Linked DNA regions of Mus musculus: regions 1 and 3 are each linked to region 2. Evidence: chromatin loops called from intact Hi-C (ENCODE). Cell type or tissue: left cerebral cortex. All regions are shown on one strand. Links, peaks and the distances in the headings refer to the core of each region. The heading gives the core; the rest is flanking DNA.

Region 1 (10,448 bases), core at 2,193-7,192, 120 kb after region 2:
GAAAGGAGAAAAGGGTTTGTATCTCTAAAACTAAGACATAGTTGTGAAGGGAAGAAAAAGGAATAATCAAGAACAAGGTGGGAGTTTTTAGAAATTTAAATGTGATTGCTGGGGAGAAAAGTAAGGCTATAAGCAAAGGGAAAGAAATATTCTGCCAGTTGGTGCACTCCTTTAATCCCACCTGGTCTACAAAGTGAGTTCCAGGACAGCCAGGGCTACACAGAGAAAACCTGTCTTGAAAACCAACCAACCAACCAATCAATCAAACAAAGCCACAGAGAAAGAAATATTCCAAAATACAAAAGTAAACTTTTTTTAATTAAAGAAAAGTAGATCATATATTAGTGAGCAGCTAACATATACCCAGGTTAATTTTTGTTGGGCTCTACTAAAAATGCTTTATGTTTTAACTTGTGTTCATTCTCACTGCAACATTACAAATACTGTTATTTTCATCTCTAGAGAGTCACACCATGATACTATGCTTAAAACCACACACTAAATAAATGATAGCACTGGTTCAAACCCACACAATTTCTTTATTTTTTTTCTCTCACTGATTGATAGACATTTGGTTGAGTCCACTGATATGCAACCTGTGGATACAGGTCAAGTGGATTATTAAATTATTTTACCTCTAAAGCACTCTAATCCGTGGTCATTGTGCTAATTCTGGAATGGCTACAAAAGGTTTTAAACAAGATTCTGAAACCAAGAAATAAATGAATCTTTTAACATTTGGAGATGTGACCTTAGTCAGCTGTAGATTTACTCAAGTGAATGTCCTTTGATGAGGGAGACATTAGTGATCCACTGTTCTTGTAAGCAGCTGTGGAGTGCTACAAGGAGCCCAAGGCTTGATTTAGGGACATGTGTTTGTATGCCTGTCTCCTGAGCACTGCCACCCTAGTGGGAATGGGAATACTGTGTACTCTGGGGAGTAGGAATCAGAGTCTGTGCAGGTGCTGCTTACCCGATGCAAAGTTCAGGGGGTTGTTTTTCTTTTTCTTTTGTTTGTTTGCTCATTAAAGTTTAATTCTGATGGCTTGCTTGTCTAAAACAATGCCGATTGTCTATTTGAATTTTCCAATTGCTTTTTAGATTTTTGTATTCAGACGAAGTTCAAATTGGTCCAGAAACCGTTATGACCACTCTTTATACTGCTAAGAAATATGCAGTCCCTGCCTTGGAAGCACATTGCGTAGAATTTCTCACCAAACATCTTAGGGCAGATAATGCCTTTATGTTGCTTACTCAGGTAAGTAAATGTAGGTAAAATAGTAGCTTAAAAATTGAACCTAAAAAAAAAATTGAACCTAAGCTGGGCAGGGGTGGCACACACTTTTAGACCCAGCACTTGGAAGGCAGAGGCAGGCAAATTTCTATGAGATTGAGGCTAGCCATATCTACATAATGAGTTCCAGGACAGCCGGGACTACACAGAGAAACCCTGTCTTAAAAAAACAAAACAAAAATTAGTTTGATAGATTTTCACTTTATAAAAATGCACTAAATTGCTGGGCAGTGGTGGTGCACGCCTTTAATTCCAGCACTTGGGAGGCAGAGACACCGAATCTCTGAGGTCCAGGACAGCCAGGGCTACACAGAGAAACCCTGTCTCGAAAAACCAACCAACCAACCAAATAAATAAATAAATAATGTACTAAATTTCTTTAAGGATGAATGAATTCTGGTTATTGACTGGAATCCCATACTAGAAGTAAAAATGTTACAAAAATAGGACCAAGTCAAAGTTACAGAGCTGAAATCAGCCAGCAAACTAATAAATGTTATATTAATTTTGTATTTACCAAATGATTAAAGTTATGTGAGACTGTCCTCGTTGGTAGGAAATTTAAAAGTCCATAACATATGCAGCTTACTTTGCTGGCTCACCTCACCCCCCATAAATAGATTTGCTCTCCCTGCAAAAGAGAGGTTTGTATGGCGGGAACGAATGAACAGATACAATAAGTAATTTTTAGATATGTAATCTGGAGATAGATATGATGTCTGTGTGTGTTCAAATTACATAAAGTAATTAATAGTTTTTTATTATTTAAAGCTAAAATTAGATTGGCAAAGCAAATTAATATAAACAAGTCCAATGTGTAAATCCAAGGAGAACATTTGTTCAGTTGCATGTGAATTGCTGAATCTGGGTTGGAGAAATGACTCAGTGAAGTGCTTGTAATAAAATCAAGAGGATATATATATTCAAATCTCTTAAAATTCACGTGAAAGTGTCACATCAGCATTGATGGACAGGGACAGGTAATAGCCAGTCAGCCTCCCTCAGCTGTTGAGGTTCAGGTCTCTAAAGACCCTATTTCAAAAAAAATATAGTGAACAGTGATAGAGGAAAGCACTGGGCATCCTCCTCTGGCCTCTGTGTGCACATAATTGGGCATATACCCATACACACATGCTCACATGTACTGTACATATGTGCACACACATACACAAACTTAATTACTGAATCCTTTAAAATTAATTTTACTGTGGCTAAAGAGATGGCTCGGCAGTTAAAGCGCATTTGCTGTTCTCATAGAGGAACAGCGTAGTCAGTTTCTAGCACCTAGATAGTGTCTTTGATCTTCTGCAACTCCAGTTCAAGGGATCCAATGCTCTCTTTGTTTTTTACGGGTGCCAGGCACACAGACAATACACATATATACAGTACACATACATAATGCATGTAAAGCACTCATAAAAATAAATCTTTTTTAAAAGATTTAGTCATTTATTTATTTATTATATGTAAATACAGGTGAGATCTCATTACGGTGGTTGGGAGCCACCATGATGGTTGCTGAGATTTGAACTCAGGACCTACAGAAGAGCAGTCAGTGCTCTTAACTGCTGAGCCATCTCTCCAGCCCTAAATAAATCTTTAAGAAGAGAATTTTACTCAAAATTAAGTGAAGACCCATCAGTCATGTCAGGTTATGGGTGTCATTCCTGATGTAGTTAATTAGTTGGGTGCCTGGACCTCTAAAATTCTTACACAGCTCCCATCACTACAGGAAATGTTTTAAAAAAAAAAAAACTTAGGATCTCTTTATTCTTGACAGTTGGTGTACTAGTTAGCAGTGATGGTAAGATTGAAGTTTTAAGTACTAGACAGCAGCATATCTAACTAGATCTTAGACAAGTATGTATACACCACCGAACTGTTTGATGTCCTTTACCTAATCTGAGAGTTTAAGGATCAGACTAAGTAATACATAAAAATTAGGCTGTAATGTATACGCATATGAAAGTAAAAATAACAAGACCGTTGATATTGTGACACATTAGTATTCTTTAGCCTTCCATTTCTCATTCTCAGTATTTTGCATAAATAGCAATTGTAGCTGTATACAGTATCAACTTTGTACACAGTCTGAGGAAGTGCCTGAAAGTAAGATGACTATTTGTCTGTTTGTGTAGGCGCGGTTGTTCGATGAGCCCCAGCTGGCTAGTCTTTGTCTGGACACCATAGACAAGAGCACAGTGGATGCAATCAGTGCGGAGGGGTTTACTGATATTGACATAGGTGAGTTCCTACTGGTCAGAATGTTTTCATTTGGAGACAGCACTATCTTGTTGGAAAACTGTGTCAATTGGTGTTTCCTCCCGACATTTGAAGGTCTCCGTCCTTAAGGAGGTGTACTTTCTTTCATCTTAGTGACAGTACTCTTGAGAATCTTCACTACCTGGGTGTGTCCCAAAAAGTACCAAATAACTAAGATTGTTCACCATCTTCATGGGATTGTCCTAGAGCAAATAAAAAGAGTAAAATGGGGCTGGAGAGATGGCTCAGTGGTTAAGAGCGCTAACTGCTCTTCCGAAGGTCGTGAGTTCAAATCCCAGCAACCACATGATGGCTCACAACCATCCGTAATGAGATCTGATGCCTTCTTCTGGTGAGAAGAAAAAGTCTGAAGACAGCTACAGTGTACTTATATATAATAAATAAATAAATCTTTAAAAAAAGAAGAAGAAGAGTAAAATGTGATCGTATTGTTAAATAACTGCAGAGGTGCCAAGGAACAAAATACGTGAACATTAGGATTTAGCATGTTAGTAGATAAGCTAGCATATAACGGTAACTTTAGCCATTCTAAGAAGGTATCATATCTGTGGAAAATAATTACTTGATAACTACAAAAAATTAGAGACATTACCTTAAATTGGTGTTGTGTTAGGAAAATTATGACTAGAGAGGTTCTGATAAGAGCCTTATGGAATGGCTAGCACTTGGACTGGGGATACCGCTTAGTCATAGATTGCTTGCCTGACATGCAGGAGACCCTGTTTCCAATCCCAGCACCACAAGAAGCAAGATCCCTCAGTAGTTAAAACAACAGCATTAGGCATCAGAGACAGCGGAATCACAGGAAGTATGTGGCAGAGAAGAGCTGGCTGATGCCTCCAGACGATAGAGGACCAGGAAGTCGACAGGCTTAGGATTTGTTTTGCAGGAGGAGAAAGCGAGTTTCCATAGCTTTATTTTTTTATGGTGAATTGGAGTTAGGTGTCATCAGTCCCTCTCTTTTGGGATTGAAACTCTTATACCGGTTGCCTGCTTCATTTTTAAAAAAAGGTATTCCATACAAAACAGTCAAAAGAGAAATGTTAATTTCTTTCCCTGTGTTAGACTTCCTCAGTTCCTTTCTAGCTGTTTTTAGTCTTCACCAAGAAGTCTGATGCTCAGAAATCTTTGTATTCCTCTCATTTACAACGGGAAATGTTTTAAAATATATTTATTTTTAGACCTGATTGCTCAAGCTTAAACCCCAGAACTTAGTCTTTGATTATTCTTTTTTATTACCCCACATGCAGTCTCACCAGTAGGTACCCATTACCTCACTTATGAACAAATCCTACAAATGACCATTTCTTATCTGCTGCTACCATATAAGCCAGCATTCTTTCTCAGTGGGATGCCTTAGAATGATGTTCATAACTGAAAATATCAGATTGTATTACTTATGTTTCCACTGCAGGAATAATACAATTCAAACTTTTCATAAATCCTAGAAGACCAGACCCTGTGTAAGGCAGAGACTAGGCTTGGCTATAGTAACAAACTCCAAAGTGCTGTCTGGCTCAAACACAAAACAAGGTTATTTTGTGTTCATGTAATGGTCCTCAGCAGGTAGCCTGATTACTGCCTGTATCTTGCTAGCAGATGGGAGGGAAAATATCCATGTTACAAAACACTTGGGTCTAAAAGAAATAGCCCCCTTGTTTCATTGTCCAGAATTCAGTCACATGATCCAACTGACTTGACGGCAAGGTAGGATGTACAGACTAGTTACTGCCTAAGACGAGAGGGACGATAACTGTAATTAACAGCGCAAACGTAGCACAGCTGGCTGGTCTCTTGCCTCTCATCCATCCTTGTTCATTTACACTCGACAGGAGTCACTACCTTTCAAGCCTTTGTGTTTGTTGCTCATTCGGACTGGACTCCTTTTCCTTTGGATCTTTATATGGCTGCCTGTTTTTAATTACTCAGCTCACAGGTTAACTGAGACTTGAGATAGATGATCTCAGACCTACTTAATTAAATAACTAAATAAAATTCCTGTTCCTTTACTCTGCTTTATTTTCCTCATATTTATTGCTATTTGCGAGTCTTAACTAGGTGTTTATCTTTCCTTAAGTGTTGGTTGTCTGCTTTCCTCTCCTAGACTGTATGCTCCATGAAGGCAGGGCCTTTGTCTTGGTTACCACTGTATTTGTAGCACAGAGGACAGTAGAACATAGTACACGTTGAGTTAATACCCTGACCAGCTGTGATAAAATGCTGTTTCTTTGAATGTGTTTAGTTTTCAGTCAGGAAGCCAGGATGGTCCTTTTAAAATACAAGTTAGCTCAGCTTAGACCACTGCAGTGAGTTGTGTAAGCACTGACCCCTTACCCTTTCCAGACATGGCGTGTGCTGCTTCTGTAGCTAATCTGACAGTTGATTGTCAGCTCGCCTGTCTGTGCTCAGTGCCTGGGAAGAGTGTACACCTTGTGTTTTACTGAAGGGCAAGGGCTAGTGCAGTGTTGAGCTGTTAATGAAGCATTGTTTAATCTTAATTGTTTCTTGTTAAGCTGTCAAATGCTCCATTGTTTCTCATCTAATCGTGAAATCACACTACCTGCTTCTGAGTGCTTTACATGTGGCAACTGGTTTATAAATAGCTTTTATATTTTTTATCCCTGGGATGAAATCTAAGAGCCTGGGAATCTTAAAGTGTGGGTGCTTAGCTGAGTAGATTTGCTGATTTGTTTAACATCCGGTGTTGTATTATGTTATGACCCATAACTTGTGTTTTTATCATCTTAGGCTCAGCTATAATTTTTTTTAACACATCTGCCAATAGAATCCTGTCATAGGACCTATTTGTTTCTTCACCTATTTCCACACTGTAGGCCAATTTGCCTGACATGCACTTACTGACCCTGGGAATTCAAGAGAACGTGTAGTGACTAAGAGGACAGGGATGTTTTTTCCTTCTCTAGGGTGTGAGCACATGTTCTAGAGGAAAAGAGATGTTTTACCTTTTACTTCAGGAGAAAGAATCATTTTAACACGGATATGACAAAATGAATTTGGGCCAGCAAGATAGCTCAGCAGGTAAAGGTGCTTGAGGTTAAGCCTGATGTCTGGAGGTGGAGCCCCAGGACCCACATAGTAGAAGCAGAGAACCAACTCCCGGAAGTTTTCCTCTGGCTCCCACCTGTGCACTATGATGTGTGCATGCACTCAAAATTAAAAAAAAAAAAATTCGCACTGTGACAAGAGAATGATGTGGTGTGTATCATACTCCATAATTTAAGTTTATTTTAAACTCAAAGTTATTACTGAATTAGACAAGAGGTCTGTTTTCCATTGAAGAGATTAAATATTGTTTGGGGTTTTTGTTGTTGTTGTTGGTTTTGTTTGTTTGTTTGTTTTGGTTTTTCGAGACAGGGTTTCTCTGTATAGCCCTGGCTGTCCTGGAACTCACTTTGTAGACCAGGCTGGCCTCGAACTCAGAAATCCTCCTGCTTCTGCTTCCTGAGTGCTAGGATTAAAGGTGTGTGCCACCACGCCCGGCTGTTTGTTCATTTTTTGAGACAGGGTCTCTGTAGTCCAGGCTAGCCTTGAACTTGTGGTGATTCTCCTGCTTCAGCCTTTGGAGGCTGGGTTTATAGGAGTTAGCCACTATGCTATGCTCACTGTGTATTTTTTAAATTTATCTAATTTTATTTTATATGCATTGGTGTTTTGCTTGCATATATGTCTGCATGAGGGTGTCAGATCCTCTGGAACTAGAGTTACATGTTAGTTACCACGTGGTTGCTGGAAATTGAACCCAGATCCTCCGGAAGAGCAGCCAGTGCTCATAACCTCTGAGCCATCTCTCCAGCCCCTTGTTGTGTATATTTAATCCAAAAAAATAATAAAGTATGTTAATCTTCACCTAATTGAATTGTGAAAAGCTACATAGAGCCTTAGTTTGAACTAATTTGCTCAACAAAAATGAAAATTTAAAAAGTTTGATTTGTTAAAAAACAAATCCTGGGGATGCTGGGATGAGGAAAGGTGGGCTGTTGGCCGGTGCTAGCCCAGGACTCAGGTGCTCCCACCGTTTGTCCTGTGAGTCCCATGTTACCACTTGTACAGGTTATAATAACATACACACAAGAAATAATAAGTAGATATAACTTTTTAAAGAAATTTTTACTTAACCAATTTTTAACATATTATTGAACCCCTACTTTGTTCTAAGGACTAATATCAATGTTACCCTCCATTGATAAGCAAATATTTGATTTATAATGTGAATGTATAGATTGCAGAATGTGTTTTTTTAATCATTTTTTATTTATTTCTGAATGATTTATTACTCACGTGTAATGCTTTAGTTGATTTCTGCTATGTATAAATATAGAGTGCTTTTAATTAAATTTAAAAGGTAGTGCAGCAAGCCTTGGAAACTTGAGACTTCTGTAGATGCTCCAATCTAAATCAGAACTTCTGACTCCTCCCTTGCTATTTTACAACAGTCATCCCACACTTGTTAATTAAGCCAGAAAGTAAATTCTGTGATGGCAAGGACTTCACTTTTGTTCAGTGATCTATCTCTGCATAGAGTACCTACAACAGTGTATGCTTCAGAATAAATATTTGCTGAATGGATTGTATCTGTAATCATCATTAGTTTTTGTGAGTAACTTTGATGCCTATATGTTGCTTTTAAAAAATATTATGTATGTATGTATTTATTATTTATATGAGTACACTGTAGCTGCCTTCAGACACCCCATAAGGGGCATCAGATCTCATTACAGATGGTTGTGAGCCACCATATGGTTGCTGGGATTTGAACTCAGGACCTTCGGAACAGCAGTCAGTGCTTTTAACCTCTGAGCCATCTCTCCATCCCCTATATGTTGCTTAATATTAATCTTCTGGCTATCTAAACATGCTTAATAAATGACATGACTATAGCAGGAGTTCTAAGTGATGAGTTATGCTTACCATATATAGTTTTTTTAGAATACCTTTTATTTTTGACAGTGTCATATATGTGTGTGTATATATATTTAATTCCTTTAGTGTCTTTAGTATTTTAAAGATAAAGTCAATAATTTTTATGAGTTGGCTAATACAAAGTACTGGATGTTATTATAGTAGTGCCTCCTTATTCCCATCCCACTAAAACCCATCTCCTCACTCCTCTTGCTGCTCTCTGTTCTTCCCCCCCAACAAGCCCTCTTCTGCTTCCATGGCACATCCATTCCATTACCTTCTCTTTCCTCCTTCCCACTAAGGTCTGTTGTTGCCATTCCATGGTCCCATTTCCAGTTATATACATGCATGCCCAGAAAATTTAGGCTCACGTAATAGAGTATGCTATATTGGACATTCTGAGTCCAGTTTGTTTCATTTAAGGTGATTTCCAGTCCCATCTATTTTCCTGCAAATACGACTTTTCTACGGGTAACTAGAATTGTAGTGTGTGTATATATCACACCTTCTTTATTCTGTTCAGTTGGTCTGCGTGTCTGGTCTGTGCCATGCTGCCTCTGATGTGGTCCTCCAGCATGACTACTCAGCATCACTGTGGCTAATATGAGGACTTTGGTGCTTCCATCAGCGTTTTAGAGTTGTGCTAGTTCTGTGAGGAATGTTTTGATGGAGATTGTACTGAATATGTAGATTATTTCCAGTCATGTTTTTATACTATCAATTCTGCCTATCTTCGATCATAGAAATAACATTTTCTTGTGTCTTTTTTTCCTTTAGGTTTTTTTTTTTAAGTTTTCATTTATTCTTTTTTAAACAGTTTTGTGAGTGAGATATCTTTTCTCATTTCTATCTTGACATGTTCATTATTCATGTACAGAGAAGCTACTAATGGGCCCGTGAGATGACTTTAGTAAAGTCAGCAAGACTGGAACCCGTATGTGGAAGGATGGAGCAGACATCCTCAAGTCACCATCTTTCCCACTCATGTACTGTGGTACATGTGGCACACATACAGTTTAAAAGAAAAGCTACTGGTTTTTGGTTTTGTTTTTGTTTTTGTTTTTTTAAAATGTGGTAATCTAACCATCTAATTTGTGGAAAGTTTTTCATCCTGAGAATTTTCTGATGGAGTCTTGAGGACCTTTTAAGTACAGGATTATGTCCTTCTCTGAGAACAGGAATAATTTAAACTTCTTTTTGTACTTAGATTCCTCTTTGTTTTTCTATAGACTTTGAGCCCTATATTGAATAAGAGTGGGGATAGTCGGCACCCTTGTTTCATCCAGAGTGTATAGGAAATAGCTCCTAGTTTTTTCCAACTTGGTATAATGCTAGCTATCGGCTTGTCATAGGTCACCTTTATTATGTTGAAGAACATTTCTTCTGTTTTCTTCAGGACTTTTATCACAAAGGGCTTTTGAACTTTGCCAGATACATTTTCTGTGTGTGTTGGGATAACGACGTGACTTGTGTTGTAAGTCTGCTTTTATGTTGTGTCATGCCGCTGGCTTGCTTGCATCCTGTTGAATATATCCTAGAGTTCTTGGAAGCTTTGCTTATACTCACTTTTTTCTTTCTGTATATCAGGATTTATTATTGCTTCCACTTGATATTTTCTTGTCTTCTAAAGATGGTTTCCATAATGGTTTTTATTTAGTTAACTAATTTCCAGCATTTCTACTTAGTTTCTTTGCAGAATTCCTTTTTTCTTTTCTTCCTTCCTTTTTTTTTTAAATTCCTGTTTATTTCTTATATATTTCCCCCTCCCTTCCCTCCTTTCAGTCTCTGCCCCCACCTCCCCTTTTCTCAGTTTGACCTTCCCATCATCTCCCCTCAGAAGAGCAGGCTTCCCAGGGACATCAACAAAATATGACATAACAAGTTATGCTAAGGCCAGGCACATATTCTCACATCAAGGCTGGACAAGGCCACCCAAGAGGAAAACAGCCCA
Region 2 (9,808 bases), core at 4,809-9,808:
AATAAAGCGCTCGCGCTCTCTTGCACTCTAGCGCTCTTGCGCTCTGGCTCCTAAAGATGTAAGCAATAGAGCTCTTGCTCTCTTGCTCTCTGGCTCCTGAAGATGTAAGCAATAAAGCTTTGCCGCAGAAGATTCCGGTTTGTTGTGTTCTTCCTGGCCGGTCGCGAGAACGCGTGTAAGAACTTTCTACTTTAAGAAAGGGTCTCTCAGTATTCATCTATGTGTGTGCTACACTGACTAGCTGGCTTCCCAGGATTCTCAGATCTCAACCTCCCATCTAACGCTGGGATTACAGGAGCAAGCTACTGCATCTGGGTTTGTGTTCTGAAGATCTGAACTCACCAATTTATTCTTGCACAAGGGCTTTAGCCACTGAGCCATCTTCACAGCTCTACTCGTTACTTATCTATGGCCTTACTAATGTTTTTGCAGTGCTAGTGATGGAATCCGGGGCTAAGCAAGTGCTCTACGATTGAACTATATAACCTTTCTCACAGATTTTTTTTTTTTAAAAATCTATATATTCTATCAGTTCCGAAGGGAATTATATAGAAATCTCCAACTATGACTGTAAACTCATCTATTTCTTTTGCTGTCATATTCCTTTATATATTTTGAGATACGTTTTAATCTATACAAACTAAGGATTTCACTTATTGATCCCCTTGTTTTTGTATACTATCTCTTTGTAGCAGCATTTCTCCAATAAGCATATTGATATAGAGGCAGGATAATGAGTGTCTAATAGCACCCTTTTCCTCAGTAAACTACATGGCAGTAGTATCCTCAGCCCAAACAGCGAAGATCAAAACTATCTTTAGGTATTGTCAAATGTCGATGGTGGTAGACACTTGGTGGCCATCACTCCTGGTTATGCACTACCAATTTATAGTAATGTTTTGTGCCTTACAGTCTATTTTGTTTGATATTTTGTTTGAGCCACTTGTACTTGAATTGGCAAGTGCCTTTGCCTATCCATCATCTTACCTTTCAATGTCTGTATTCAAGCTATCTCTCTGCCTTGGGAGTAATGGCTTATATCTACAATCCCAACACTTGGAAGGCAGGGTAACTATAGTGAGTTCAAGGTCAACCTGGAAGACAAGTAAAACTTTGTCAAAGAAGAAGAGTGGGAGAAATCTCTTGTGAGTGGTATAAAGTTGCCTTTTAAATTCAGTTTGGCAATCTTTTAATTGGAAAATTTGTCACTTTATCTATGGTGTGGTCATTGATGTACATGAACTTATAGGTTCTGTGTAATTATTTCATATTCTATGATATTTTTCTCACTTTTCCCCATTTAGGAGCATGGGTTCTTTTTATTAATCTGAGCATTTAATTATTATTACACTGGTAGTTATCCTAAAAGTCACATGTATCTTTGTTAAAATTTAGTATTTTATTGCCTTTGTTAATTCTTTATATATTAAGAATGTAGACCTCTTTATTCCATTCATTACAATCCTGTGTTTTTTAAGATTTTTAAATTGTGTGTGTGTGTGTGTATGTGTTTGTTTGTTTGTCTGTATGTGTCTGTGTGTGTCTGTGTGCTTACCTGAGTGCAGGTAACCATGGAGACCAGAGACATCAGATTATCTGGAGTTTAAGTTACAGGCTCATGTCCTCTTCATGAGCACTAGCCACTCTTAACTCCTGAGTAGACCCTTCAGCCTCATTTAAAGTTTTAATCCCTGCATAAAAAACTATGGGCTACTGTGATTTTTTTAAAAATGTCAACCTTTATTTGTATTTTATGTTTATCGGTGGTTTGCCTGCATGTATGTCCATACCACATGTGTGTACAGTGAGTGCTGAGACCAGAAGAGGGTGTTGGATCCCCTGGGATTGGAGTTACAGAAGATTGTGAGCTGCCTGTGGATTCTGGGAAATGAACCTAGCTCCTCTGTAAGAGCAACAAGTGATCTTAACTGCTGACTCACTTCTCCAGCCCTCCCCACTCCATGTTTTGGATTGAATATATACATTTTCATAATCCTCATGAGTTCCCCGTGTGTGTATTCTGTGTGTGGGTGCACATGAAAGTGTATGTGCATGCATGTGGTTGCCCAAGGCTGATGGTGAGAGTATTCCTTGCTTCCACTGCAACATTCATCAAGGATGGGTCTCTCAGGGGATCCATCGCTACCCTGCAAACATACCTTAGAGGCATTGTAACTACAGACAAGACACCAAATGTACCCAGCCTTTCCATGGGTCTAGGGATCCAAACTCTGTTCCACATGCTTGTTCAACAAGCCCATTATTCACTGAGGCATCCTCTCAGTCCTCCTTAGGAATTCTTCAAAAATATTTATAGCTAAGTTGATTCATATGCATGGGGGTGTTGTCTGGATATGTCTGTGTCCACATGTTTTCCTGGTACCCATAGAGGCCAGAAGAGGGTGTCAGATCCCCTGGTACTGAAGTGGCAGATGGTTGTGAGCTGTCCTGTGAATGCTGGGAATCAAACTCAGGTTCTCTCTGAAAGCAGCTAGCTCTCTTAACCTCTGAATCATCTCCACTGCCACCTTTTTATGAATTCTTAATTCACCATATATAGCTCAAGTAAGCAATCACTGCCTAATCAAAGCACTCCATTTTTATTTTGATTTACTGCGATATTTGTTCTCTCAATTGTCTGTTTCTTCTGCATCTTCCTGCTTCAATTTAGGACCACTTTGGTTTTGCCTGACTGTCTCTCATTAGTATTTCATTTAGTATAAATTTGATGTTGATGAGTTCTCTGGATTTCTATTTCTACAGTCTTTATTTCTCCTTTATTTGAAAGCTAACTTGATTTAGAATTTTAGGCTGCTACTTATTTCTGCTGATAAATCAGCACTTTGTCTTGTGCTGTATCTCTGAAGATAATGAGGCTTTGCACATCTTTTTTGTGTAGACACATCTTGCCTATGTGTCCCAATGATCTTATGATAAGATTAAGCTGTCATCATGATTGGCATACAAAATACTTTTTAATCCATGTGTTTGTTACTAAGTATTTTTAGGCTGCTATAACAGAGGACTCTCAAAGGCAGCTGAAAAAGCCACTGAAAAGCTAACTCCTGTTTATACAAGGAACCAATATGGCTTTACCCACATGGCTGGCAACTCAAATGTGGAGACAGAGATGGCTTCTTCAGGCTTCTTTCTCCTCACTTTCTATCACTTTGTCTTTTCGGTATCTTACCCATCATCTATCTATTCTGCTTTCCTTTCTACTGCTGTGATAGAACACTATGACTAAAAGCAACATTTCTTGGGCTTACACTTTCAGGTCACTGTCCATCACTAAGGTCACGGCAAGAACTCAAGCAAGAATTTGAAGCAGAGCCCATGGAGAAATGCTGCTTGCAGGCTTAATGGCAGTCTCATGCTTACATAGCTCTCTTACATGTCCCAGAGCCATCGGCCCCGGAAATGCTGCCACCAATAATGTGCTTCCCACCACCACATCATAATCAAGACAACCCCCCACAGACACACACATGCCCACAGGCCAGTCTGATCTTGCAGTCCATCAATTCAGACTCCTTTCTCAGGTGACTGGCTAGGCTGTGTCAAGTTGACAGTGAAAGCTAACTAGGCCACCATCTCTCTCCATATGCCCTTTCCACAGCATCAAAATTTTCCTAATTCTTGACATGGTGTTGGGACTCTAAGAGAATAAAAGTGAAAGCACTATGCCTCTGGATGTCTGATCCTGGAACGATCAAAACATCATTTCCTCTACACCCTTCACTCCACATCCCCTTGTGATACCCAGAATCTCAGCCTCTGCCCGCAGACTCCTGTACCACTACTTTCGTGGCTTTGCATCTGGCACCATCACTCTTTGCTCTCTGTGGTCCTAGGTCTCTAGAATATGACTGGTACACACCAGCATTCAACAACTATTCACTGAAAAGATGAAGGAATGGATGCTAATATTGATCCAATGCTTTCTTCATAACCATGCATATTAACATTAGAACAATGCTAGCAAAAATGATAGGCAATTTTGCAGAGTCTTTGAGTGTTTAATGTATTCTACATCCTGAATCTCTCCTTCCCAAGTAGCAACTAATTTATTAAACTTATCCACTTTCTTCTTCAGTCTGGAACAGGACGGTGAAGGAGTAAGAGTGGAAATGACCTTGGTTTTAAGCTGTGTCTCAGAGTTTCCAAGACCTGCAACAATCTCGGGCAGTCCATGCAGCGTCTTCAGAGGCTTTTACTATGTCCTAGATTATTATGAGAGCATCCTCTGCTTATCTGCTTGGTCGCCTCAGTGTGGTTTCTTATGTTACCCACCCCTACTCCAATGCTCAGATGCTAATACTGCCAGCCCCTAACCTCTCCCCATCCTAGCCCACGTAGGCTTTTCAGGGCCTTCCGTCCATTTAACACTGCTTCCAATTCACACTTGATGAGGGGGTTCTCTCAGGCAGTTTGCTATGACTTTCAAGATGTCAGTGTGGACAAGCCAATTATTTCTGAAGGAGGATAAGACCTGGGGATGAGTGGCAGACATTTAAGAGATGCTTCAAGTAGCAAAATCAGTGGAAATGGCCTGATGCACTGTGCGTGTTGGATTAGGCTCAGCTTTCCCAGACTCCCTTTCCAGTCCATGTTAACAATTAAAGAGCAGTTACTGTGTGCTCAGCACTGTCTAAATTTTATTTATATATACATATGTCATTATATTTATATACAAATATATACATAAATATATAGTAATATATACAATTTATATATGCGACACATAATATTATATATGTTATATAATTATAAAATGTGTAATATATAATTACATTTATATAATTTTATATAATTATCTCTATATATTCTACTTCACACATAATTTCAGGCAAAGAAATAGATTTCTGGCGATTGGAATGGGCAAATTTAAGGGCAGGATGCGAAGGAACTACTGGAACTTTACTGGATGCTAGCTTAAGATATGAAGGAGAAGGTAAAAGCAGGATCAGCTCCAAATACATGGATGGAGATGAATGAAATAAAGATTTGCGAAAGTAAATCATGGAGCCAGAGGCAGAGAAATTATTAGCCCAGGGGATTTAAGAATACTAAATTTAAAAGTAATCAAAGAATATAGATAGTATTACATTTTTAAATGGATTTCCCTCCAAGTTTTAGAAATAAAATTAATATTTTTTGTTTTTGTTTTTTTAGATATGGTCTCATATAACCCAGATTGGATGCACACTCATTTTGTACCTGAGCTGGCTTTAAAGTTTTGACTCTCCTGCCTCTGCCTCTCAAGTGCTAATGTAACAAACAGACCAACTTCTGGGACCACACAGAATAAATAAATACATCAGGTTTTTTTGTATGGTCCTAATGATACCTCTAAAGGGTTTCATATTATCTGCTAGATAGTTGAATAGAGCATTGTTCTGGAGTTTCCACAGCATCAGTCCTTTGGAGAAACCAGTCAGAGCTTCAGCAGGACAGTGGTCTGCATCCAACCTGGCTGCAGACAGACAGACAGGCTCTTAGCCAGGCGTGCGGTGGCCCTGATGATCATCCAAATCAACACAGATGGGGATTCCCTGTTTCTGTGTTACTAAGTCTGGCTGGGTTAGGGCACAAGAGTTGGGCCAATACTATGCGCTGAGCAGTAAGGCCAAGCTCAATTGGAAACAAGAGACGAAGGTTGGGAGAAATGTCCACCTTCTCAGAATAACCCAAGTCCTGTCAATGGTCCCCTTTAGCCTCCCTCTGACAGTCTGGCTAGCTCTTTCCCCTTTCTACAAATAACGAAGCCACACTAAACCTTAGCCCTCTCCCTGCCTCCTCGAGGACTTCTCTCCGCTGGTGAGAATGAGAGCCGTCTGCACTTCCTGCTTCCACAGTTGTGCCTCTGACGCACCTCAAGTCTCCGCTCTGGTTTCTTTCCACAACTCTTCATTCCCAACAAGCTCACCAGGGACTTCCCAGTCAGCATAATGAATGGGCCGTCTCCTTAACAGCTCACTCATTCTCTGTGCCATCTACTGAGACCTTTCCTTTCATCTAGAGATGCTCTAACTCTCTGGCTCCCAGGACGGTTCTCCTCTATGTTGAACTACACTGGTGACCTGTCTCCAAGTGTCTTCTGGTGACCTGTCTGTCGCTTCTCTCATTCTACAGACCTCGGGCTCTGCCAGAGCTTCAATAGCCACTCGTATACTGACATCATTCAAATTTCTACATTAACCAACAGCCCACTAAATATGACCTACAGAAATCTCAACACATCAAAAACTCACTCAGGGCCAGGCCCTATCTTGCAAACCTGCCTGTTCTTCACAGACTGCCTGGCCTTTCCAGATGCTAAAGATCCCGTTACTTAATCTGGAAACAAAGGAACCATATTTTAGTCACCATTCTTCCTACTACTTGCCACTTGTGAGTTAGCAAGATGGCTGAGACCACGTCTTCTCTCTCTTAGTGAAAACCCCGCTCCAGCCCCGCACCCTCAGATCAACCTCTCTTCTGGCCACCTGAGTACTCTTTAACACAATTATGATCACTTCCAGCTTAACTTCCTTGCATGGCTTCCACACTGATTCTCTCCCCTACTCATGACCGCCCAGAGCCCACAGGCAGCCTCGGCCATTCCAGCTTTGGACAGTTAGGGCTCTGGTGGCCTGTCAAGAGATGCGGCTTTGACATGGCACCTAGGATGTGTGTGATATGACTTGTAGACGTGACAAGCTCGTTCTCGGGCTATCACAGCCGGGGGAAAAAACCTAGACTAATTTTGCAGCGCAAGAGAGGACAAGGTGAGCCTATAGGGAAGGTGAGGGGTGGGTGCTGGAGAATTAAGAGATGCAAAAAAAGAAACAGCCAAGTACTGTGAACAAAGTAAACGCTCCTCGGAATGTCTCCAGACTCTACAGCCGGCCACTGGAAACCCATCACGGAGAGGCTGCGGTAAGCACAGCTCTCAAGCACAAGTGAGTGGGGCAGATGCTTGGAAAACCCACTTTCTACAGAGGGGAGAAATGGCAAAGAGGGCAATTCACAAAGGAGAGCTGTCTTCCCAACTAGGTGCAGCACCAGAGGACCTTTTAAAGAAGGCAAGATCACAGGGATCTTCCACAGGGCGCATTCATCCATTCATCGAGCAGATGCAGAAAAGAGTGAATTATTTTATTTACCTCTCACAAAGGAGAATGCTATAAAGATTCTCACTCCCAAAATGTCTTTTTGAAAGCAGTCAGCTGAAATCCAAATAAAACAATGGTGAATGCACACGTTTGTCGTAGACTTACTAACCTGTATAAAGAAATCTCTAGAAGCTGCTCTCCAGTATGTTACCAGAATTGAAAACAACTGATTTGACTTGTCAGGGTAAGTCCTTTGCCCCAAAATTATTGGCCCATGAAGGCCCCACACAGAGAAGCATAACTTAGGCTATGGGCACTGAACCATATAGATCCATGTTCAAAGCCCGACTGTGCCATCCTGTCGGTGAGGACTGGCCTTGACTCCAGTGAAGTCGCTTGCCCTAGGTGGGTCACACTGCATCATTAAGGCAGACCTGGGGCAAGAACCTTGCCCTTGTTCTTTCCAGGTACCTACTGACCAGGCAGCGAGTCCCCTGCGCAGCTATCCCCCATGCCTGGGAAGCCTTTGTCCCCCCTCTCCCCCAACTCACCAGAGAGCACCCGAGGAAGTGGCCCACGGGTAGGGGGCAGTCAGAAAGGGGGTGCAGTCCGCAGGGGGTGGGCGCGAGCAGGAGGGGAAAGAGGGGCGGCCGGGTGGTGATTGGCTGGGCTTCACCAGGCAGCTCCCGGCCAAGAACAAAAGAGAGCAGGCGGCGGGCGTCTTTGGAGTAGGCGCTCCCACCCGCGGGGCACCGGCTTCGCTGCTGCGGGAGGACGCGCCCACCAGCAGCCCGCGGAGCAAGCCAGGCGGCGCGCGCGGTTTCTCCGAGAAAGCCGGCCGTGCACCTAGGAATTAACCGGCCGGCGCGCGAGGGGAGGGAAGCGGGGCGGGCGAGGGGTGGAGGGGGGGAATGCTGAGCGCGCGCGAGAACAATAATAAGATCGTGTTTGCGGTCGCTGCCCGAGGAGGAATTCGGAGGAGGCGCGAGGCCCGGAGCTCGCACGGAACCCAGAAGCTCGGCGGGGAGGCGGCGGCTGCATGAGGCTGGCGACGCGGCTCCTGTGAGCAGCGCGCGGCGGTAGCGGCGGCGTCGGGACTCGGCGCGGCCGGACGCGGGCTCCCATCCCCCGCAGCCGGGCGGGGATCTGCGGGGCCTGCGGTGCCCCCCGCCCACCGCTCGCCTCGGCCACTGCCTCGCCGCTCTCCCTCGTCGGAGCGGCCGCTCGAGCGTTCGGCTCGAGGCCCCGCGGGGAGCGCGGCGCGGTTCCGTCGTCCCGCGGAGGGGCGGCCTCCCAGCATCTTCGCGGCGGCCAAGGACCGGCGAGCAGGAGAACGACCGGGATGGCGCGTCCGCGGCCCCGCGAGTACAAAGCGGGAGACCTGGTCTTCGCCAAGATGAAGGGCTACCCGCACTGGCCCGCCCGGGTGAGTACGGCGGCCGCGCGCGCGGGCCCGCCCGCCCACCATTTTCCCTTCATGATGGCGCGCCCGCCCCCTTTCCCCATCACCTCGGCTCGAGCCCGCCTCGCGCCTGGCCGCCGCCTGGGCTGAACCGCGAGCTGTGCTGCGCACCGGGCTCCGGGCCGAGGCGAAGGTTCCGGGCTGCGCCCTCGCCGGCTCGGCGGCCATCCTGACGCCCACGTTCGAAGGCGGGTTCGACCGGACAGGCCCGACGTCGCCTTCCTCATGGAAGCCGGCGGGGACCGGGAAGCGGGTCCGGGGTGGAGGCGCCGGCTGGCTCCCAGCATGGTCCTGAGTAGACGCCCTGATCCGGGCGAACGTCGAGGCAGGTAGGAGAGCGAAAGGCTGTCCCCCAGCCGGCGAGAGCCGGTGACGGTCAGTCCTGGGAAAGGGGATGGTCGTGCAGAGGCCAGCGGCAGTCTCATGGTAGCAATCTTCGATCTCAGAGCATCCTTCATCTTCCAGACTTGTTGAGTGTTTCCTGGGCGCGATCCCCTGTGCCTCACCTGCCCTCTCATTGTCCATTGCCTCCCTGGTGCCCTGGTTCTTAGAAACTGACACCAAATAGCCTGTCACTGGCTGGTGAATTCAAGGAGCTTCCTTGTGCCTTTTCACCTCCATATTTGTTTTAGGTCGGTTCCCGAACCTTATTCTTGGCCTCGAACCAAACCCACGACAGCTCTCTTCTTCCTAAACAGCAAGACTGTCGCTAGGTTTTCTCTAGAAAGCATCTGCATTTAATACACAGCATTCAGTATTTTTATTCCGATCCTTACTGAGGAAGAAGCACTACCGCGTCTGTGCGCACCTTATGTTGAAAAAAAAAAACAATCACTTTCACCTTCAATTTGTTTAAATTTAATAGCTGGCGGTTGACTGACTGAAAAGAATACAGTTAAAAGATAGTTAAAGCAGTTTGGAGACAATGCTGGGTATTCTTGAGGAACAAAAATAGTCAAGGGAGAAGCTGACAGAAATTGGGAGCTTGGGAGCGTGAACTCGTGTTGTGTGGTGATAAAGTGAAGGTAACAAGACCAAGGGGAAAGTACACCCATTCACACAAGGAAGTGACATCAAGAGGGGCAGGCTGAAGATCAGTGTAGTTGAGGTAATGGATAGACATAATCATTTTGAACTCGTTTGTTTTGGCATGATTTTAAAATGGAAAGGACACTGGGCCAGGAACTTAGGGGATCTGGAGAGTGGGTCAGGCACTGTTAGGAACTAATCATTTTAACTGCCTGCACTT
Region 3 (10,448 bases), core at 2,145-7,144, 110 kb after region 2:
ATTTGATCTCCTTGATGAAGAATCCCATAGAAAATTACCAACTCTATTCTGGAAACAAAGGTCAAAATGTCCTGGATAACTTACCTTAGTTTCTGTTAACCTGCCTGTTTGTGCAGAAACCCCTCCAGCTAACTGCTTATCTTCATTTCTGTACAATGGTTTGCTTACCCAAAGCCCCCCACTCCTCTGCGGCCTATCAAAATGTCAGTAAGTGGTTTTGTCTTCAAAACATCAAAAATCCTGTGTTCTGGCTACTCAGGGCCACAGCTAGGTCCTCTAATGCCTGGGTGTGGTCCTAAACAACTGGAATCAGGAATTGGCTATAAACTGTATCTGAGTGGTCACATCTCTGATGTGCTATCCATAACATTATTGCTAAACCCATAAGTCTATGTATTTCTGTAACAAGAACTCATTGTTTTAAAGATTTTCATTTACAATTACAGTTAAAACATAGTAATGGAGATATAAACAGTGACTCAGAAAAACTACCAAGGGGGATTTAGGGCAGAGAGAAGAGCAAATGGTGGAAAAGCAGTAGATTTTATGTGACCATCATAGGGGTGGGGAATCTGAGCTGATAGAGGTTGTTTGGGTTGATCTCAAACTAGGTGCCCTTGCCTGAGGTAGTTGACCTTTGGGGGAAGATTAAGAAAGGTTTCTGGAGGATTTTTAATTTTTTTTTTTTTTTTTTAGGAGAAGGTTTCTCTGTATTGCACTGGCTGTCTTGGAACTGGCTCTGTAGATAAGGCTGGCCTAGAACTTAGAGATCAACCTGCCTCTGCCTCCCTGCTAGAATTAAAGCCTAAGTGTGTATGTGAGCTTGAGACACTACCACCCAGCAGATTCCTGGAAGATTAAGGGAGATTCTTGGTGAATAGCAACCACTTTAAGAGATCTGCTTTTCTAGTAAATAGAAACCTTTAGGCTTGTTTACAGATAAACAATCCTCTGTTTACCCAAAATCCTTGTTTAGGACAATGTCACTAGCATTGCCATTTTGGAGGAAGTGGAGCTTTGGACCTGACAGAAGCTAGTTTTGGAATTTTTGCTGTTGTTGGTTGGTTGGTTGGTTTTGAGACAAGGTCTCACTCTGTAGCCCAGGCTGAGTAGGAACTTGCTTTGTAGACCAGGTTGGTCCGGAACTCACAGAAAGCTGCCTGCCTCCGCCTCCCTAATTCTGGGATTAAAGGCATGGGCCACTGTGCCCTGCTCTTTTTGTAGTTTATTTTTTTTTAATTACTCATTTTTGTGTATCTGTAGATCTATACATATCCTGGAGTACCACAGTGCTTGTGGAGTGCAGAGGACAGCCAATCGGTCTCTCTCAGGATGAAATTCAGTTCTTTAGTCTTAGCAGAAAGTACCTTTACCTGCTGAGCCATCTCTCTGGCCCTGTAGGGTATTTTTATTTACTTAGTATTTTTGGAACAGGGTCTCCCTGGCTGGTCTGGAATTCACAGAGCTAAGTGAACCCCTGTGACACAGGTTCAAAGGTATGCATCATCACACCCAGCCATGTTTTAAAATTACATTCCATTTTTATGGGATGTCACACTAGACATCAAGAGGTCAAAGGATAACTTGCAGGAGTTAGTTCTCTCCCTCTACCTTGTAGGTGCTTGGGATTAAACTCGGGTCATCAGGCTTGGTGGCAACTGCAACTCTATTTCTAAAGTCCCATAACAGAGAATTGAATTGTATATATTTCAAAATTAATAGTAGAGCTTTTTCGGAGTTTTTTAATATTCCTAAAAATAGAGATTAAAATATGGGGGTAGGGGAAAGGTTCTGGTATCTTGCTTTTGTTTTCAAAGAATCAGCTTAAATTTCTTGTCCAATTCCACTATAAACTCGGAGCGTAGGACTCTTAGATTGCTTGACATCTGTAAGCCGGAAGGTTCCCCCCCTCCCCCCCCAGTTATTCTCGTGTCGTAAAGAATCATTTTCTGGGTCTTTTCCTTCTGCCTATAACAAGTGCCTTATCTTAGGATCTATTTATTGCTGCAGGGTTCAAGAAAGGCTCCCACATAATGACAACCACACAGGAACACTGCCCCCAAAGATATGTAGCTGGCAGCACCCTTCCCATTTGTTTTTGAGGGGAAAGGAGTTAAGACGTGTGTGTGTGTGTGTGTGTGTGTGTGTGTGTGTGTGTGTGTGCGTGCGTGTGTGTGTGGGTCTTCATTTGCTACCCAGGCTGGGTTCCCAGTTGCAGCCATGTTCCTGCCTCAACCTTCCATTTTACTGGGATTACAGGCATGAGCCAATCTCAACTCAAATCCTAGGGCTCATAAGGTGGTGTGGTTCCAGTGCTTTTCTGCACTGGAACCAAAAGCAAGGCCTAGGAGAGTTGAGCAAGAAGGCCCTCAATCTTAGACATGGAAATGGCAGAGGAACTCTCTCACAGGGCGGAGTGGAGCCTCGACAGTCAGAAGGGGTAAGAAAGAGACTGCGGACGGGGAGAGGGATCAGTGGACTTCCTAGCCTCTCAGCTCCGCCTGGGGTTTCCAAGGGTGATGCAGCCATCCGGGCTGTGACAGGGCCACCATCCCGCCTTTAGAATAGCAGGGTGTCTGTCTCTCCTCTACAGACTCCCTTGCCGTGCCCTCGAGGTCCTTCCACGTCCAGCTCATCCACCAAGCGGGCTGAGGCGGCGTCCTCGCAGGGTGACGCGGGTGGGAGCGAGGCGAGCCTGAAGGGAGGAGCGGGAGGCGGCCTGAGGAATCAGCGCGGCGCGCCCGCACGCCCCTCAACCCTCTCGCGGCCGCGCGCCTCCCGCCTCAGCAACGCGGCCCCGCGGGAGGGCGGGCGCGCGCGGCCGGAAGCGCCTTTCCCGGAAGGCAGGGGGGCGGTGCCGGCCTCGGGGCGGCTCGACCATGGCGGCGGCGCGCCGGGTGCTCGCAGCTTGAGCGGAGCCGCGCAGCAGGAGGATGGCCTCGCTCGGGTCAGCCGCGGCCGGGGAGCCGGCGACCGGAGCTGAGGCGGAGCCCGGCCCTCCGGCCCCGCCGCCGCCTCCGCCGCCGCCACCGGCTCCCTCGCCGTCCGCTCTCGGGCCGCTGCTGCCCCTGCAGCGCGAGCCGCTGTACAACTGGCAGGCCACCAAGGCGTCGCTCAAGGAGCGCTTCGCCTTCCTCTTCAACTCGGAGCTGCTGAGCGATGTGCGTTTCGTGCTGGGCAAGGGCCGAGGCGCGGCGGCCGCCGGGGGCCCGCAGCGCATCCCCGCCCACCGCTTCGTGCTGGCGGCCGGCAGCGCGGTCTTCGACGCCATGTTCAACGGCGGCATGGCCACGACGTCGGCCGAGATCGAGCTGCCGGACGTGGAGCCCGCCGCCTTCCTGGCGCTGCTGAGGTGAGCGGCGGGCGCGCGGAGCCGGCGGCCTGGAGGGTGGCGGCACCCAGCCCGGCCTGCGTCGACTCCCGAGTGACCTTGGGCTGGGCGAGTCGGCCTCCCTCGGGTCCTCCCCGGCAGGCAGGCGATGCTTGGGAAGGTCGGTCAGTGTCGCCATTCCCGGCGGTGGCGGGCGCTTTGCCGTTGAAGGGTGCTGTCACATTCCAGTAGCGGAATTGTCTGTCGCCCGGGCTTCATAATCGAGTGGGCAGACTAGAAGACGAGATAGGCTGTCCCGATTACCCACTTGCAGGATTCGTTTTTGTTTAAGGACCCGGGTGGATGAAGGGTCTTAGAGGACTGGGGTTGTCAGGGTCTCCACGGTTTGCTGTCAGGACTCTGGAAGATAATAGCCATAGCAGGTATCAGGCTGGCCTGCTTCAAGTTTCTGCAGTCAAGGTGACGGTTTTTGTATTCTAAAACACGCTAGTAGTGTTCGAGTTTGCTCTCCGATGATCTGAGGATAGGAGATTGATTGATAGCTGATTAGTTTGCTACTTAGTGGAAGGTAGTGGCATTGTGGCGTTGTTAATCACAGCAGTCCTAACTGTTAGGGAGGCATATCTTGTTGTTTTACCCCAGTTTTACAAATGGGACCGAGGCCCAGAAAAGTGACTTGTCCAAGGTAATCGAGCCAGCTCCCGGAGGACCGAAGATGGTGTTGGCTGCTTGAGTATAGTGTTGTTTTTAAGACAGCAGATTTTGAGTAATTCTGACGTAAACAGGCAAGTCAGTGGAGCACAAGAGTCCACAGAGGCTCATAGCTTCCTCAAGAAGATGCTTATGGAGGGAAATATAAAGTTCACACAAGAAATATATGTTAAGTTCCCATCAATAAATGGATAAAGGACAAGATGTAATAGAAAAGAAAAAAATACAACCAAGGAATGTGTGACCTCATTAGTAAATGAGGAAATGCAAATTAAAACAGTAAAGTGCTTTCTCCTTTTCATGAGCCCCACCTTTTGGGGGCGGAGATATGGGTTTGGCTTTTATTTTCTTGGACCTGGGCTCATTATTTAGACTTGGCCGATTTGGGGCTCGATATGTATTCCAAGCTGGCTTCGAACTCAGCGAACTTATTACCCCCCCTGAGTGCTGACCCACCAAAAAATTTAAAAGATGACTGAAGGAACACTTTCCGAGAAAGATTATCGTAAAAAAAAGCCTTTGAAAAATAGTTGGATGCCTTAGACTTTTTCTACACTTAGAAAACATTAAATTATTGAAAAAGGTGTCTACAGCATTCTTCACGAGAATGTAGAAAGAAGTTGAGCCAAGGAAATAAATAAATCAGTAACAATCATAGGTCCACTTGATGGAATATAATGCAGTCACTGTGAAGTTTATGAAAATCAGATAATATTATGGGCAGGGTTCAAGTTAGCATTTTGAATTTCATGCACCATGGTAACAACTGAAAAAGAGTGGAGCAAATGTTATATACCTGGAGATAGGATAGAAGGAGAGACCAGTATGCCAAGGTGTGTTGAACTGAAAAGCCGATAGTACCCTTTTCTCTCTTTGTCCTCAGATTTTCTAGCATTGAATTTGTATTTATGGGGATAGGTGTGCAGCCTACCTGCTAGTATTTGAGTCATTTGGATTTTGAAGTTGAGCAGGAAGACTGGATATAGCTTGCTTAGCAAATTACGTAGTTTAGAAGCCTTCCTTAAAATGATAGGCCAGAGAGGTGGTGGCGTAGTGGGTACAGGCTCCTGTTGCAAGCCTAGAGGAAGAAGGCCTTAGGTACCTGTGGCCCTGTAGTAAAAGGGGAGAACTTAGTCCTACAAGTTGTCCTCTGACCTCATATGTGAGCTGCTGTGTACCTGCCTCCACACACATGCAGGAAAAAATACAACAAAATGTTTTTTTTTTTTTCCACCTGTACCATCCACTGGGACAATAAATTAGTAGATGTCTCCTTTTGGTATCATTTTTGGAGGTAAAACCTTAAAGCATTTTAATACTTTTTCTAAGTGAAGTTTACACTAGCTAACCTTGAGAACCATAGAGCTAAACTACTAGGCACTTTTTATTGATAGGGCTAGAATAGAATTATGGAGGGGGCTATTTCATACTTTTGTTTTTTATTTGTATTTTCATTGAATGTGCTAATCAGTTTTAATAGGAAGTAAGTTAACTTAGAGCCCTTGAAATATACAGTGCCATTTGATTTCTTGCTCTCTAAGTAAATTATTTTCCTGATAGTCAGGTCCTGGTCATTTTTCTATTCTGAACTGCATGTCTAGACTAATTTTTACTTAGGCATTGATTATCTTTAAAACATTGTGTGACAACAATGGTGGAGCTTGCTAAACTGGAAAAGTGAGGTGGCTGAGGCAGATTTTTACTGTTTTTACAACCTAAATTAACTACCATTACGTCGAGGCTTCTGAACTTAGGTTTTACACTTTAATAATCTGCTTACTTAAAGCCCTCTCACTTACAAATGGTGTTCTAGTTCATTTGACGTACACTGTGTCTCCCTGCGTAGCTTATTTCTCAGTGTAGGAGTCGGCAGTGGACACTGTCCAGGCTGACAGGGTTTGGAAGGAAATAATACCAGAGAAAACTTTTTAAGGGGGTGGGGGCGTGTTTTAGGCCTTAATCTCTTCTGCCAGAGAAACTACAAGAGTAAACTATCGAGGTTTGAGTAGATAAAAAGAAAGCGATGGGTGATAGTGATTAAAGAGATAGGCCGGGCAGGGATTTGGGGGACTGAGGAAGAAGGCTTGAGAGAAAACAGGGTTTTCAGTGGAGTGATGAGACCCTATTCGCATTTACAATCCTCACCTGCCTGTTGCTGGAGGAACTGGAACCTCCAAGTAACATATACATTAAGAGGTTTTGTTGTGCTCTATTTAGATAGGAGATGCCAAGGAGCTGCAGGAAGTTAGAACAGCGTTAACGTGGGAAAGTAGTGGACTGTGAAAGGTACAGGGTGCCTGAGACCTGCAAGGGCCTGCATAGAGCTGGAGGAAGGGAAAGGGAGCGATAAGCAAACTAGGCGGCTGTCAGAGAGATGAGAAAGGAAGGCAGCCGGGCATCCTGAGAGGCAAGTCAAAGAGAGAATTTGGGAAATGAGAGTGGAAAACTTTGACAGCTATAGAACATGGTTAGCTGTTAAATGGTACTGAGGGTTGGGTAAAGTGAATTCCTGATGGTATGATAACAGGTGTAAGCTGTTGATATCCCTGGATATCACTAATCACACTAATGCATGCACTCTCACTCAGGATTCCTTGAGGGCAGGGAGGGGCTTCTGTTCTGGCCTTGATTTCAGGTTGTCCTTTGGGTGCCCCTCTTTGGGGCTGATGTCTCAGTTTCCGACCACACTGGAGAATTCCACGTTCGTTTCCTTGGCCAAGCTCCAGCTCCTGCTGTCTTTGGACTTGGCTCTCACTCCAGCTCTACAGTCCCTCTCCTAGTCACTTGGGAACTTGTCTGTTGGGGGAAGTTTAATGCTTTACAGCTGTTAAAGGCCATTGTGGTACCACCTTGCCCCTTTATCTATTCAATGTCCCACCTAACTACTAGTGACATTTTCCTTATTTTAATGCCTGCCTTCCAAGGCCTCTTGTAACTGTATAGCCTCTATCTAAAAGACAGTAATTACTATACTTAAGGTAGTAATTTTGGGCTTTACTTTTTGATTAAATCACTGTTCCTTTACCCTTCAGGCAAATTTGTACCCTAGCTCATTTAATCTCTCAGCGTGTTTTGGTTACATGTTACCCTAGAACAAACCATTCCAACATCTGGTGGTTTTAAACAGTCATTTCATTGTCTTTAGAGCTGTGTGGGTTGATGGGATCACCCAGTTGTTTGGCATATCTCTAAGGTTCCAAGACTGGATTTCAGATAACACCCAGGGCTGTGGTCGGTCATAGGGAGGTTTGGCTCAGATTCTGCATGGTTTTCAGTGGTTTGAGGTCTTTTCAGCGAGCTTGATTTCTTGAACAAACATAGGAGCTTCCAGGTGTTGTTATATTTTTGGTTGTGAGCCTAGCCTTTAACAGCTGAGCCATCTCTCCAGCCCTCCAGGTGTTCTTAAAGTGTAGGCTAAACTGATATGTTTTTGATGCTGCATTTTGCTGATTAATGGTGAATGGGAATCGTGTAAGCCAGCAAAGATCTATATAGCAGCATTAATATTAGAAGGCATGACTTAGTGTGGGCTTCCTAAGTGACTGTGTGTCTTAGTGTCGGTCGAAACTTCTGTTCTTACGGCATTACTTTTTAAGCATTCATATAAACTTACTATGGAACAAATCTTACTCTTTCTGTAGCTCTGTTATCTATTACAGTGCCTAATGATATACACAGTCCCTCAAAAATGTTTTTGAATAAAATGGATCATTGGTTAAAAAAAAGTTCTTTAGATATGATCCCCAGCCCCCTGTTTCGCACCCCCCCCCCCATACAACCTTTTTTTCTAATTCGAGGTCAAATTTTTCACTCTATCCTTTCAAAAATAGTTTAATTTCAGGGCTGGAGGAATCTGAGGCCTGAATTTGGTTCCCAGAGCCTGTATCAAAATGGCAGATGTGGCAGGCATGTACTTGGAGTTCCAGTGCTGGGAAGGCTAGTTGAGGAGGAACCCTGGCCTCCCTGGCCTGTCTGATGTAATTAGTGAGTTCCAAGCTACTGAGACTCTGCCTTCAGCGGACATGGATGTTATTGCAGAGGTTGACCTCTACACCCACCCACCACATACATGCACCCACACAAGAACACATATGCATAACATTCTTTTAATTAGCCAGATGTGGAGGCACACGTCCCAGTATTTGGGAGGTGGAGGCTGGAGGATCAGAAAGAAAGTCAAAGCGTGAAACAGCTACAGAAGACCCTATCTTAAAAATTTCTTAAATTGTATTAAATATAGCCTTAGCTCTTATCTTGCTGGAGACCATCTTTGTTTTGGGATGGAGATAAGGAAACAGATATACTTTGACATACAATCATTTCTCTGTGCTTTATGTCCCTGTCCTTAAAGGTTATGTCTGGGAACTTCAGTTGTCTGTTGAGAATACAAAGAGCTGTGCCTATGCTCTGTGCCTGCTGTGCAAGCCTGGCAATCTGAGCTGAGCACACACAGGTGAAAGGGCAAAGCCAGTTTCACAGTGGAGTTTACCTACATACATACTGTGATATCATGTACGCAGACTGATAGTTAAAATTCAAGTGCAAAGAATTGTGGTAATGTCATGTTTACGTTTTAGTTGTATTTTTCTTAGTTTTTCTTAAGATTAAGAGATTTAGAGATTAAGAGACTAGAGATAATTGGGGGTTCAGTGATTAAGAGTACTTACTGCTCTTATCGGCAACAAGATTTGGTTCCCAGCACCCACAGAACAGATCACAGCTACCTATAACTCCAATGCCAGGGAGTCTAGGACTCTTGCGGCCTTTGCAAGCTTTTGCTTGCAAGTGGTACAAAAACTCACTCAGCCTCGTATACGTAATATTTTATAAGTAAATAGATCTTTGAATAAAAAGAAATCCTACTGATTAAATTATTTCAGAGAACATATGTAAATGAAATATGAACAAGATGATTCCTAGATTTTTAGTAAGTTTTCTTATTAGAAATAAGAATACCAGCCAGGTGGTAGTGGTAGTGCTTGCCTTTAATCCTAGCACTTAGATAGCAGAGATACGCAAATTTCTGAGTTCAAGGCCAGCCTGATGTACACATCGAGGCACGAGACTGCTACGACAACACAGAGAAACCTTGTCTCAAAAGCAAACAACAACAACAAAAAAAGAAAAGAAAAGAAGAAAGAAAAAAAGAAATAGAAAAAAATTAAAATACACCCACACCACCACATTGATGTCACTTAGAAACTTTTGCCTAGTGTGTTAACATACACACTTATTAAAACTTAAATATGCCCATACTTTGTTTGTCTATATATACATGCAGCTAGAGACAAGAGCTCCGGGGTACTGGTTAGTTCATATTGTTGTTCCACCTATAGGGTTGCAGTTCCCTTTAGCTCCTTGGGTAATATAGGGGGAGAGGAAATCTCTTTTTTATTGTTTATAGTCCAGTATTTACTTTTAACTTGCATTCTCAAAAATAATTTAAAGTATCTTACAAGAAATCTAGAGCTGGGCGTGGTGGTGCATGCCTTTAATCCCAGCACTCAGGAGGCAGAGGCAGCGGATTTCTGAGTTCGAGGCCAGCCTGGTCTACAGAGTGAGTTCCAGGACAGCCAGGGCTACACAGAGAGACCCTGTCTCAAAAAACCAAAACCAACCAACCAAACAAAACAAATAGTATATTGTGATCAAGCCACAGCTTTCCTTTGTAATTGTCTTAGCAACAAATATAAAAAACAAACAAACAAAACCCCCGAAACTTGCTTGATCAGTTACAATTCATGATGTCTCTAGACTTAAAAACAAACAACCTACCTAGGGAATCTGTACTCTAATACTGAGAGTAATAATGAAACTGAATGTCCCAGTTGCCTTGCCTTTATAGAGAAGGAGTTATTAGAGTAATGAACAATGTCTGTAAGCAATGGCTGTAGACACAGGTGATTCTTTACTATAATAATGATGTTCCTTGATATAAGCCAAAGGTTATTACTAACGTGAAATTTTTATTAAATTCAGTTTGAATGTGAAGGATCACGTGCAGAATAATCTAAAACACAATTCTTTTTTGTACCTAGAAATGCCTCCACAGATGTTTCATGCCAGCCTAAATTATAGCTCCCAAACATAGATTCATATAGAGCCATGTACTTCAGCTTTGTGCCTTATCTTCCACCTCTCTCTCTCTCTCTTTTTTTTTTTTTTTTTTTTTGAGACAGGGTTTCTCTGTATAGCCCTGGCTGTCCTGGAACTCACTCTGTGGACCAGGCTGGCCTCGAACTCAGAAATCCGCCTGCCTCCCAAGTGCTGGGATTAAAGGCGTGCGCCACCATGCCCGGCTTCCACCTCTCTTTTTTTTTTTTTTTTTTTAATTTTTTTTTTTTAAATTTTTTATTAGGTATTTTCCTCGTTTACATTTCCAATGCTAGCCCAAAAGTCCCCCATA

Evidence for each region. Peaks named below come from ENCODE experiments on the same cell type or tissue, not always from the same donor. Only the 100,000 strongest peaks of a DNase experiment are listed, where the experiment ranks them.
Region 1: a loop joins it to region 2, with 2.5 times the contacts of the local background. A loop is called at or near these places in 10 of 42 quality-filtered maps.
Region 3: a loop joins it to region 2, with 8 times the contacts of the local background. A loop is called at or near these places in 10 of 42 quality-filtered maps.

What each region holds. Positions count from the first base shown.
Region 1 is chr7:81,809,005-81,819,452 of GRCm38, reverse strand. Btbd1 (BTB (POZ) domain containing 1) reads left to right here. Exons shown (of 8, transcript NM_146193.2): 2 at 1,102-1,258; 3 at 3,433-3,538. Among named protein-coding and RNA genes, the nearest start is that of Btbd1, 15 kb to the left of the region's middle. In left cerebral cortex, for the core only: no CTCF peak of the experiment used is centred there; no DNase peak of the experiment used is centred there.
Region 2 is chr7:81,932,654-81,942,461 of GRCm38, reverse strand. Hdgfl3 (HDGF like 3) reads left to right here and starts at 8,003. Exons shown (of 6, transcript NM_013886.4): 1 at 8,003-8,523. The coding sequence starts at 8,440. In left cerebral cortex, for the core only: a CTCF peak has its summit at 7,926; DNase peaks (open chromatin) are centred at 8,003, 8,603, 9,082, 9,748 and 1 more place; H3K4me3 peaks cover 2,532 bases; H3K27ac peaks cover 2,280 bases.
Region 3 is chr7:81,821,877-81,832,324 of GRCm38, reverse strand. It overlaps Btbd1 (BTB (POZ) domain containing 1), which reads left to right and starts at 2,894. Exons shown (of 8, transcript NM_146193.2): 1 at 2,894-3,352. The coding sequence starts at 2,934. In left cerebral cortex, for the core only: no CTCF peak of the experiment used is centred there; DNase peaks (open chromatin) are centred at 4,375, 5,886, 6,446, 6,741 and 4 more places; H3K4me3 peaks cover 3,173 bases; H3K27ac peaks cover 1,631 bases.